2 separate regions of the Homo sapiens genome follow, and region 2 is linked to region 1. Evidence: read pairs that join two places in POLR2A ChIA-PET (ENCODE). Cell type or tissue: K562. All regions are shown on one strand. Each heading gives the region's core, and the rest is flanking DNA. Links, peaks and the distances in the headings are about the cores only. Region 1 has its middle 36 kb from the start of PTPRJ. Region 2 overlaps AGBL2 (AGBL carboxypeptidase 2).

Region 1 (5,374 bases), core at 129-5,128:
GGAACCTGCCACTGCGAAGAGATGAGGATTGAGCCTCCCTCCTGGGCCCAGGAGTAGTGACTCAGCAGGAAGCCAGCCAAGGCCTGAGTCACTCCCTCCCCTACAACCACACCCGGGGTTTTCCTTAAGGGCTTGGAAAGTTCACTGGGAGCTGGAGGTATAAATCTTTGGTACCTGGGTCTACCCAGGCTAATGAAATCATTTATTTAATGATTTAATAGCTTAGTGTTTAAGAGCACAAACTCTGCCTTCCTCAGCAGCTACCTCTGCCTCTTATGCAACCTGGAGCAAGTTTCTTATCATCTCTGGTCACAATTTGCCCATCTGTAAATGGGAACAATAATAGTATCTCCCTCCTAGGAGTGAGAAAACTTAGAATAGTATGTGGCATGTCCATGGGGTTCCTCTAACACACCTGGTCTCACTTTAAGGCCTTTGCATTTGTTGTTTTCTTTTCCCTCCCTTCTCTCTCTCTCTTTTTTTAAGGCACAATCTCACTTTGTCACCCAGGATAGAGTGCAGTGGTGCCATCTCGGCTCACTGCAACCTCTGCTTCCCAGGTTCAAGCAATTCTGCCTCAGCCTCCCAGTAGCTGGGATTACAGGCATACACCACCATGCCTGGCTAATTTTTGTATTTTTGGTAGAGACGGGGTTTCGCCATGTTGGCCAGGCTGGTCTCAAACTCCTGACCTCAGGTGATCCACCCACCTCGACCTCCCAAAGTTCTGGGCTGCAGGTGTGAGCCACCGCGCCTAGCCGCCACATTTGTTGTTTTCTATGCTTAGAATGCTTTTGCCTCAGACAGCCACATGGCCAGCTCTCGCACCTAATTCAGGTATTTACTAAATATTAATCTTCCCAGTGAAGCCTACAATGGCCAACCCTTCTAACTGCTCCTCCTCCAATACTCTTTAACCCCTTTCCCACTTTTCCTCCTTAGCACTTATCACCATCTAGCATGTATCTTCTCTATTGATCTCTCCCCAACCACAATGGATTTTAAGTTCCATTGTTGTCTGTTTTCTTCATTGCTGTATTCCCAAGACCTAGAAAAGTGCCAGCACATAGCAGTTCTCAATATACATATAGGGGGCCAGGCAGGGTGGCTCACTGCCTGTTATTCCAGCACTTTGGGGCTGAGGAGGGAAAATCGCTTCAGCTCAGGAGTTGAAGACCCACCTGGGCAACGTAGTGAGACCCTGTCTCTACAAAATAAAAAAATACAAAAATTAGCCAGGCGTAGGGGTGTCTGCCTATAGTCCCAGCTACTCGGGAGGCTGAGGCATGAGGATTGCTCGAGCTCAGGAGGTCGAGGCTACAGTAAGCCTTGATCATAATGACTATACTCCAGCCTAGGCCACAGAGCGAGAGACCCAGTCTCAAAAAAAAAAAAAAAAAAAAAAAAGACTGGGTTCAGTGGCTTACATCTTTAATCCTACCACTTCAGAAGACTAAGGCAGGAGAACCACTTGAGCTCAGGAGTTTGAGACCTGCCTGGGCAAGATAGTGAAAATCTGTCTCTACTAAAAAAAAAAAAGGCCGGGAGCAGTGGCTCACGCCTGTAATGCCAACACTTTGGGAGGCCGAGGCGGGCGGATCACCTGAGGTCAGGAGTTGGAGACCAGCCTGACCAACATGGTGAAACCCCGTCTCTACTAAAAATACAAAAATTAGTCGGGCGTGATGGCACATACCAGTAGTCCCAGCTATTCAGGAGGCTGAAGCAGGAGAATCACTTGAACTCAGGAGGTAGAGGTTGCCGTGAGCTAAAATTGTGCCACTGCACTCCAGCCTGGGTGGGCAACAAAGCAAGACTCCGTCTCCAAAAATGAAAAACTTAAAAAAAAAAACCCTCAGCCTGGCCAACATGGTGAAACCCTGTCTCTACCAAACAATCCAAAAATTAGCCAGGTGTGGTGGCATGCGCCTATAGTCCCAGCTACTTGGGAGGCCGAGGCAAGAGAATTGCTTGAACCCAGGAGGCAGAGGTTGCAGTGAGCCAAGACTGCGCCACTGCACTCCAGCCTGACCGACAGAGTAAGACTCTGTCTCACAAAAAAAAAAAATTAGTCAAGTATGGTTGCACACGCTTGTAGTTCCTGCTATCCTGCTATTCGGGAGTCCGAGGTGGGAGAATCACTTGAGCCCCAGCAAAACAAAACAACCAACCAACTATATGTGTGTGTGTGTTTGTGTGTGTGTGTGTGTACATACACCTATGTGGAATGAATGGAAATGAATGTCAACTTATTCACCATTTTTTTTTAGGCAGATGGCCAATAAATACTGTATGTGAATCAACAGACAGTGGTGAGAACCAAGGAAGTTTTCAACCCCCACCTAAAGGCATTTAAATTCAAATTTAAAAGAGAACTTAATTTAGATTCAAAAGATAACCAGCCAACCACCTCTCTAGGCTGCATTCCCTGGTTCCAGTCTGTAACTGTAAATTTCTCTTATCTCCCACTTGATCTTTCTGATTTTAAAATATCCAAATATTAATATGATTCAGAGCCCTTTATTCTTCTGAAAATGTTTTTCCTCCATGAGGGCACTACCATGACATCAAGACCCCAGGTGGCTTCACAGGTTCAACAGTCAGTTCCAATCCTTACTAGCTGCTCTATTCTGGGCTAATGTGCTGCCCTTTTAATTCCTCCAAGATTCAGCTGGGGGTAACTCACCAGTGCCTTCCCAAAGCCTAGCAGAGCTCCTGACACAAGGGAATGAGTGAGGGAGTGAATGAAAACGTGATGGCTCAGAGGAGGCAGTCACAAGGGCCCACGGTATCTTCTTAGTCTCCATTATTGAATCTTAGTCTCCATTATTTAATCTCCAGTAACCTCCTAGGGAGGAACCACTGTCCAGTTGGAATCTCCCTCCAGGAATACTATTTCTCCCTGACTCCCCAAGGGTGAAGGTCTGCTAAAAAGACACCCAATTCACATCACTAAAAAGAACTCCTAGCGCAGTCCGCTGCAACTGCGAGATTGGGGTGACCCCACCCTCGTCCTCAAAGACAATGGGCGGGGATTTGCCCTGAGTTCTCAGAAAGGCCCTCCTGGTGACTTTTCCAAACAAAGCCAGGCAGCTCCAAAAGTAGGGAGGCTTCAGTCCTAGACACGGAAATCGCCGGGACTCCTCCCACCCTCCCCACCTCCGCCACGTGGCATTTTCTCATTAAAAGAGAAGGAATTAAGTCCCCGTGTCACACCCCGCCCCCCCCCCCACACACACACATAGATGGAGAAATGGAGCCTACATGGCTTTAAATTAGAATTTTCACCAGCTGTGTGGCCTTGGAGTTCTCTGAGCCTGTGTCTTTTCAGCTGTGAAAAAGCAAGAATAATGGAGTGACCTAATTGGTTGCTGGGAAAACTAAATGCAAACCACGCCTTCTCCTGACTTGGCCCACCCCCACCCTTAGCCTGTCCCCCTCCCTCTCTCTGTCTTCCCCCCACCCCCTCCCACCTATAATAATTGCCATTATTAGCCGAGCGGGTGGCTCACGCCTGTAAGCCCAGCACTTTGGGAGGCCGAGGCGGGTGGATCACCTGAGGTCGGGAGTTCGAGACCAGCCTGACCAACATGGAGAAACCCCGTCTCTACTAAAAATATAAAATTAGCCGGGCATGGTGGCGCATGCCTGTAATCCCAGCTACTCGGGAGGCTGAGGCAGGAGAATCGCTTGAACCCGGGAGGCGGAGGTTGCAGTGAGTGGAGATCACGCCATTGCACTCCAGCCTGGGCAACGATAGCGAAACTCCGACTCTAAAAGAAAATAGTAATACTAATAATAATTGCCATTATTATTGTTATTAGGGTTACTCCAGTGAATGTGAAACCAAGACAGCCAGCCCCACGCCAGCTCTCAGTACCCACCGCCACCCTGCCTCTTAAAGCAAAGAACTTGGAAAAGCAAATTCACTGTAACAGATGCGTGTCTGTGCAGCTTCACTGAGATTTCAGCAGACCCCGTGTGTGTGTGTGTGTGTGTGTGTGTGTGTGTGTGTGTGTGTGTGTGTGTTAAACAGGTCTCACTGTGTTGTCCAGGCTGGAGTACAGTGACGTGATCTCAACTCACTGCAACCTCCGCCTCCCAGGTTCAAGTGAGTCTCCTGCCTCAGCCTCCCAAGTAGCTGGGATTACAGGTGCCCGCCACCACGACTGGCTAATTTTTGTATTTTTAGTAGAGACAGGGTTTCACCATGTTGGCCCAGGCTGGTCTCAAATTCCTGAACTCAAGTGATCCGCCCGTCTCAGCCTCTCAAAATGCTGGGATTACAGGCTTGAGCCACCGCGTTCGGCCATAATTATCCTTTTTTAAAAAAGTAATTTTGTTTTGTTGAGCCCAGATCTTTCTCTATCACCCAGGCTGGAGTGCAGTGGCATGATCACGGCTCACTGCAGCCTCAATCTTCCCAGCTCAAGTGACCTCAGCCTACAGGTGTGCTCGCGCCATCACACTCAGCTAATTTTTTTCTTTTTTGTGGAGATGAAGTGTCACTATGTTGCCCAGGCTGGTCTCAAACTCCTGGGCTCAAGCAATTTTCCCTCCTCAGCCTCCCAAAGTGCTGGGATTACAGGCATGAACCACCTTGCCTGGCCATAATCATCATTTTTATAGAAACCTTACATGATCACAGCTCATTGACGAAGGAGTGAATATTTTTAGGCAATTTCTGCCAGAAACAACGGTGTGAAGACATCACAGGAATCACCTGACAGTCCTGCAACCTTGAACACATCACTCATCCTTCTGCTGACCCCAGTGGTAGGTTTCACAATCTGTTTGCTCCTCTGTCCCTCCCACTAACTAACCTGCCAGCACCAAGGGCTGAGATGAGTTTTGCTCCTGCATGCAGTTCCTGATCCTCGGTGTCTAGCACCCAACGGTGCTGAATAAATACCGCTTGGCTGTAAGTGTGAACAAAGGCCATCTAGAGAGGTTTTCTCTTGCCTCTCCATCCCTCCCCATCTGGGGATGGGGAGGAGTAGGGCAGAGCTTCCCACTTTCTTCTTGTTCCCCTCCTGCCCATGGGGTCTTGAGAACTGGGCATCTGGCCCTCTGTAGCCTGACAGTTCTTCCTCTTTCTCTTTGTCATTGACAATACAGTCTTTGACCACTAAACATGAAGTGGCTCCGAGGGTAGTGAATCTAGGACAGAGGGATCTGGAGGTCCAGAGGCTGCTTTAGAATACAAGCTTTGCTGCTAACCTGCTGTGCGATCTCAGGCAAGCAACCACATCTCTAACCTGCAAAGACAGAAAACCAACATTCATTGTATGCTTATAAGGTGTTTAGGCAGGCATTCACACGTTATCTCATTTGCATTGTGAAATGAAGGAGTTGGACTATACAATTTCTAAAT
Region 2 (5,374 bases), core at 210-5,209, 270 kb after region 1:
CTGATTTATGATTAACAGAAAATTTGGATTTCTTTTTAGTTCTCTTTTCACAGTTGTAATTTTAAGGTCCAAAAATGCAAAGAAGGAACAGGACGAGTTGTTATGTGGCGGATGGGAATCCTAAACAGCTACACCATGGAGTCTACCTTTGGCGGGTCCACCCTGGGTACATTCTCTTTTGTATATCATAGGCCAGCATAGGAAGGGAAATCCAAGCAAAGCATCAGGGAGATAAAATGCCTTTGAATGCTGGGGAGATAACTGATCTAGAGGATTTCTTTGTCTAGACTTATGCTAAATTTGAGTGCCCAACATATGAATGTGAAATATATTTGATGAGGCAGTATGGCATAGTGGTTGCTAAAGACCTGGAATCAGGCCAGGCGCAGTGGCTCACGCCTGTAATCCCAGCACTTTGGGAGGCCAAGGCGGGCAGATCACGAGGTCAGGAGATCAAGACCAGCGTGACCAACATGGTGAAACCCCATCTCTACTAAAAATTAGCTGGGCGTGGTGGCACGTGCCGGTAGTCCCAGCTACTCTGGAGGTTGAGGCAGGAGAATCGCTTGAACCCGGGAGGTGAAGGTTGCAGTGAGCCAAGATCGTGCCATTGCACTCCAGCTTGGGTGACAGAGCGAGACTCTGTCTCAAAACAAACAAACAAACAAACAAAAAACCTGGAATCAGGCAGATAGGGGGTTGAATTTCAGCTGCATTAACAAGTTTTGTGTTCTTGGGTAAATTATCTGGCCTTTTTGAACTTCATTTTTTCTTTCTTTTTTTAATTTTTATTTATTTTGTTTTTTTGAGACAGGGTTTCTTTCACCCAGGCTAGAGTGTAGTGGCATGATCATGGCTCTCTGCATTCTCAACCTCCCAGGCTCAAGCGATTCTCCCACCTTAGCCCGTCGTGTAGCTGGGACTATAGGTGCATGTCACCATGCCTGGCTAATTTTTTTATTTTTTTTGTAGAGACAGGGTCTCCTTATGTTGCTCAAGCTGGCCTCAAACTCCCTGGCTCAAGCAATCCTCCTGCCTCGGCCTCTCAAAGTACTGGGATGGCAGGCATGAACCACCATGCCCAGCCTCATTTTCCTTTTACTGCAATAATAATAGTACTTGCATTGTAGGTACTGCTTAGTGAGATGGTGCATGGAGTGCACTTCCCATAGTGCCTAACATGAAGTAAAAACCCCAGTAATTAGAACCATCATGATTATAATTTTTTCATTGCCAAAGATTCTTCTGAACCAAACTAAAACTAGGAGAGCTACACTCTCCTGAAGCATAATATTCTAGAATAAGAGGTGTTTTGTTTTGTTTTGTTTTGTTTTGTTTTGTTTTGTTTCAGGGTCTCCCTCTGTTACCCAGGCTGGAGTGCAGTGGCGCAATCCCAGCTCACTGAAACCTCGCCTCCCTGGCTCAGGCGATCCTCCCACCTTAGCCTCCAACCTCAGCCTCCTGAGTAGCTGGGACTATAGGCACATGCCACAACGTCAGGCTAATTTTTGTATTTTTTGTAGAGACAAGGTCTCACCATGTTGCCCAGGCTAGTCTCGAACTCCTAGGCTCAAGTGAAGGGCCTGCCTTGGTCTCTCAAAGTGCTGGGATTATAGGCATGAGCCACTGTGCCTGGCCAGTGGTGGTATTTTTTTATTTTTTATTTTTATTTTTTTGAGACAGTCTTGCTGTGTCATCCAGGCTGGAGTGCAGTGGCACGATCTCAGCTCATTGCAAGCTCCACCTCCCGGATTCACGCCATTCTCCTGCCTCAGCCTCCTGAGGAGATAGGACTACAGGCTACAGGCGCCCACCACCACGCCCGGCTAATTTTCTTTGTATTTTTTAGTAGAGACGAGCTTTCACCATGTTAGCCAGGATGGTCTCAATCTCCTGACCTCGTGATCTGCCTGCCTTGGCCTCCCAAAGTGCTGGGATTACAGGCGTAAACCACCCCGCCTGGCCAGTGGTGGTATTTTTAAAAAGATAATCATAAATTAGATTTACATTCAGTCACTAAGATTTAATTGGAAATGTTTGCGGGGTTTTTTTTTTTTCCAGGTAATAAAAGAGACACCCACTTTACCATCGAAGATCTGAAGTCCTTAGGTTATCATGTCTGTGACACCCTTCTGGACTTTTGTGATCCTGACCAAATGAAGGTAAAAATGGGGTTTCAAGAAATGTGATGAAGGCCAGGCATGGTGGCTCACACCTGTAATCCTAGCACTTTGGGAGGCTGAAGTGGGTGGATTGCCTGAGCTCAGGAGTTCAAGACCAGCCTGGGCAACATGGCAAAACCCTCTCTCTACTAAAAATACAAAAAATTAGCTGGTCGTGGTGGCATGTGCCTGTAATCCCAGCTCTCGGGAGGCTGAGGCAGGAGAATCACTTGAACCTAGGAGGCGGAGGTTGCACTGAGTCGAGATCACACCACTGCACTCCAGCCTGGGGGACAGAGCGAGACTCAAAAAAAAAAAAAAGAAATGTGATGATGATGCTGTGGTCAGTTTCACATGGGTCCAAAGTGAGCCCAGTGGAATTATAGGCAATCTTTATTTTCCTCTTACTAGTTTTCTGAAGTTTTTATAATAAAAGAAAATAAGAAAGCCCCCAGACTGCATACTGTCTACAAATGGTAAGACCTCATAATTCACCAAGAAGATGGAGACAGTCCTTTGGAACACCTCTCCCTCACTTCTGGACTTAACCTATGGCAACACCTATTCTTTTTTTTTTCTTTTGAGACAGGATCTGACTCTGTTACCCAGGCTGAAGTGCAATGGGGTGATCACGGCTCATTGCAGCCTCAACACCTTAGCCTCCCAAGTAGTTGAGACCACAAGTATGCACCACCACACACAGCTAATTTTTAAGCTTTTATAGAGACAGGGTTTTTCCGTTCCCAGGCTGGTCTCCAGCTCCTGGGCTCGTGATCCTCCTGCCTCAGCCTCTCAAAGTGCTGGGATTACAAGCATGAGCCACTGTGCCCAGCTACAACACTAATTATCTTTCCTTTTATTTTAGAAAATCAGGTGTCTTTTCTTTTTTTTTTTTTTTTTTTTTTTTTTTTTTTGAGACAGGGTCTCCATCTGTCGCCCAGGCTGGAGTGCAGTGGCGCGAACTTGGCTCACTGCAATCTCCACCTCCCAGGATCATGCAATTCTCCTGCCTCAGTCTACTGAGTAGCTGGGATTACAGGCGTGCACCACCACGTCCGGCTAATTTTTGTATTTTTTAGTACAGATGGGGTTTCACCATATTGGTCAGGCTGGTCTGGAACTCCTGACCTCAGGTAATCTGCCCGCCTCAGCCTCCCAAACTGCTGGGATTATAGGCGCGAGCCACTGTGCCCAGCCAGGTGTCTTTTCTCTTCTCCAAAGTTAGCCCTGCTCTGTGTACACTTGTTGACTTCCCCTATGGCCTTTCTGAGGTCTTGCCTCATTAATTATGTCTTCCCAAACAAACAAACAAACAAAAAACTAATAATAATCATCATCAGGCCGGGTGCAGTGGCTCACACCTCTAATCCCAGCACTTTGGGAGGCTAAGGCTGGCAAATCACAAGGTCAGGAGTTCGAGACCAGCCTGACCAACACGGTGAAACCCCCATCTCTACTAAAAATACAAAAATTTAGCCAGGCGTGGTGGCAAGCGCCTGTAATCCCAGCTGCTCGGGAGGCTGAGGCAGGAGAAACACTTGAACCTGGGAGGCAGAGGTTGCAGTGAGCAGAGATCATGCCACTACACTCCAGCCTGGGTGACAGAGCAAGACTCCGTCTCAAAAAAAATAAAATAATAAAATAAAATAAAATAAAATAAAATAAAATAAAATAAAATAAAATAGAGTATTGCATTGTTGAAGAAGTTGGCAGCCAGGCATGATGGCTCACGCCTGTAATCCCAGCACTTTGGGAGGCCAAGGCGGGCAGATCACGAGGTCAGGAGTTCGAGACCATCCTGGCCAACGTGGTGAAACCCCATCTCTACTAAAAATACAAAAATTAGCTGGGCGTGGTGGTGTGCGCCTGTAGTCCCAGCTACTCAGGAGGCTGAGGCAGGAGAATGGCTTGAACCCAGGGGGCGGAGGTTGCAGTGAGCCAAGATCACGCCACTGTACTCCAGCCTGGAGACAGAGCAAGACTCTGTCTCAAAAAAAAATAAAAAAGAAGAAGTTGGCTCTAGTCAGAGAAAAGTGGCTAGAGCAGTGCTCACTGATGTTCTGCCCTAAAAAAATTTCTATTTGTTCCTCCCGCTCATGTAATTTTCTGTTAACATGTCCTTACTAGCAGGGGTGCAGGTTATTCATCTTTGTGTTCCCAGCAATAAATAAAATGCCTTTCAGCATATACTTAGTAAATATTTGATGAATAAATAAAATGGGCCAGGCATGATGGCTCACGCCTGTAATCCCAGCACTTTGGGAAGCTGAGGCAGGTGGATCACCTGAGGTCGGGAGTTCAAAACCAGCCTGACCAATATGGTGAAACCCTGTTTCTACTAAAAATACAAAATTAGCTGAGTGTGGTGGGGCATGCCTGTAATCCCAGCTACTTGGGAGGCTGAGGCAGGAGAATCGCTTGAACCCAGGAGACAGAGGTTGCAGTGAGCCAAGATAGTGCCATTGTACTCCAGCCTGGGCAACAAGAGTCAAACTCCGTCTCAAAAATAATAATAATAAATAAATAAAATAAAATGAATTAACAAAATAGTTCTTTTTTTCACTTTCATAGTTCACTCAGTGTCTAGCAGAGCTTAAGGAGCTTTTACGACAGGAAATCCACAAGAAATTCCATGAACTTGGACAAGATGTAGATTTAGAAGGAAGTTGGAGTGACATCTCTTTGTCTGACATTGAATCCAGGTAACAAAGAAAAAACAGAGTTTTGTTTTTTTTTAAATACTTTGTTGTTAACCTGGGTGATATAGTGAGATGTTGTCTCTACAAAAAATACAAAAATTAGCTGGGCTTGGTGATCTATGCCTGTAGTCCCAGACACTGGGGAGGCTGAGGTGGGAGGATCACCTGAGCCCAGGAAGTTAAGGCTACAGTGAGCCAAGATCATGCCACTGCACTCCAGCATGGGCGACAGGCTCAGAAACAAAAAACAAAACAAAAGAGTGAATATTCTTTGCCAGCCTCTGTTTTAGCCATTAGAAAGGAGTAGGGAGTTGGGCAGGCAGTTTGTGTAGGGCCTTGTAGGGAACTGCAAAGCCTTTGCCTTTCACTCCAACGGAGATGGAAAGCCTTTGGAAGGTTTTGAGTAGAGAAATATCATGGTTTGACAGGTTTTAGTTTCTTTTTTTTTTTTTTTTTTTTTGAGATGGAGGCTCGCTCTGTCGCCCAGGCTGCAGTGGCGCGATCTCCACTCAC

What was found. ChIA-PET counts read pairs that join two places held together with the same protein. Peaks named below come from ENCODE experiments on the same cell type or tissue, not always from the same donor. Only the 100,000 strongest peaks of a DNase experiment are listed, where the experiment ranks them.
Region 2: POLR2A ChIA-PET joins it to region 1 with 6 read pairs; 2 of 35 experiments call an interaction of 5 or more read pairs at or near these places.

What each region holds. Positions count from the first base shown.
Region 1 is chr11:47,941,814-47,947,187 of GRCh38, reverse strand. No RefSeq gene overlaps it. Among named protein-coding and RNA genes, the nearest start is that of PTPRJ, 36 kb to the left of the region's middle. RefSeq lists enhancers at 1-671, 2,937-3,231 and a silencer at 507-672. In K562, for the core only: no CTCF peak of the experiment used is centred there; DNase peaks (open chromatin) are centred at 3,087 and 3,407; H3K4me3 peaks cover 767 bases.
Region 2 is chr11:47,676,761-47,682,134 of GRCh38, reverse strand. It overlaps AGBL2 (AGBL carboxypeptidase 2), which reads left to right. Exons shown (of 19, transcript NM_024783.4): 12 at 40-166; 13 at 2,062-2,162; 14 at 4,734-4,864. Among named protein-coding and RNA genes, the nearest start is that of AGBL2, 36 kb to the left of the region's middle. RefSeq lists a silencer at 1,704-1,998. In K562, for the core only: no CTCF peak of the experiment used is centred there; no DNase peak of the experiment used is centred there.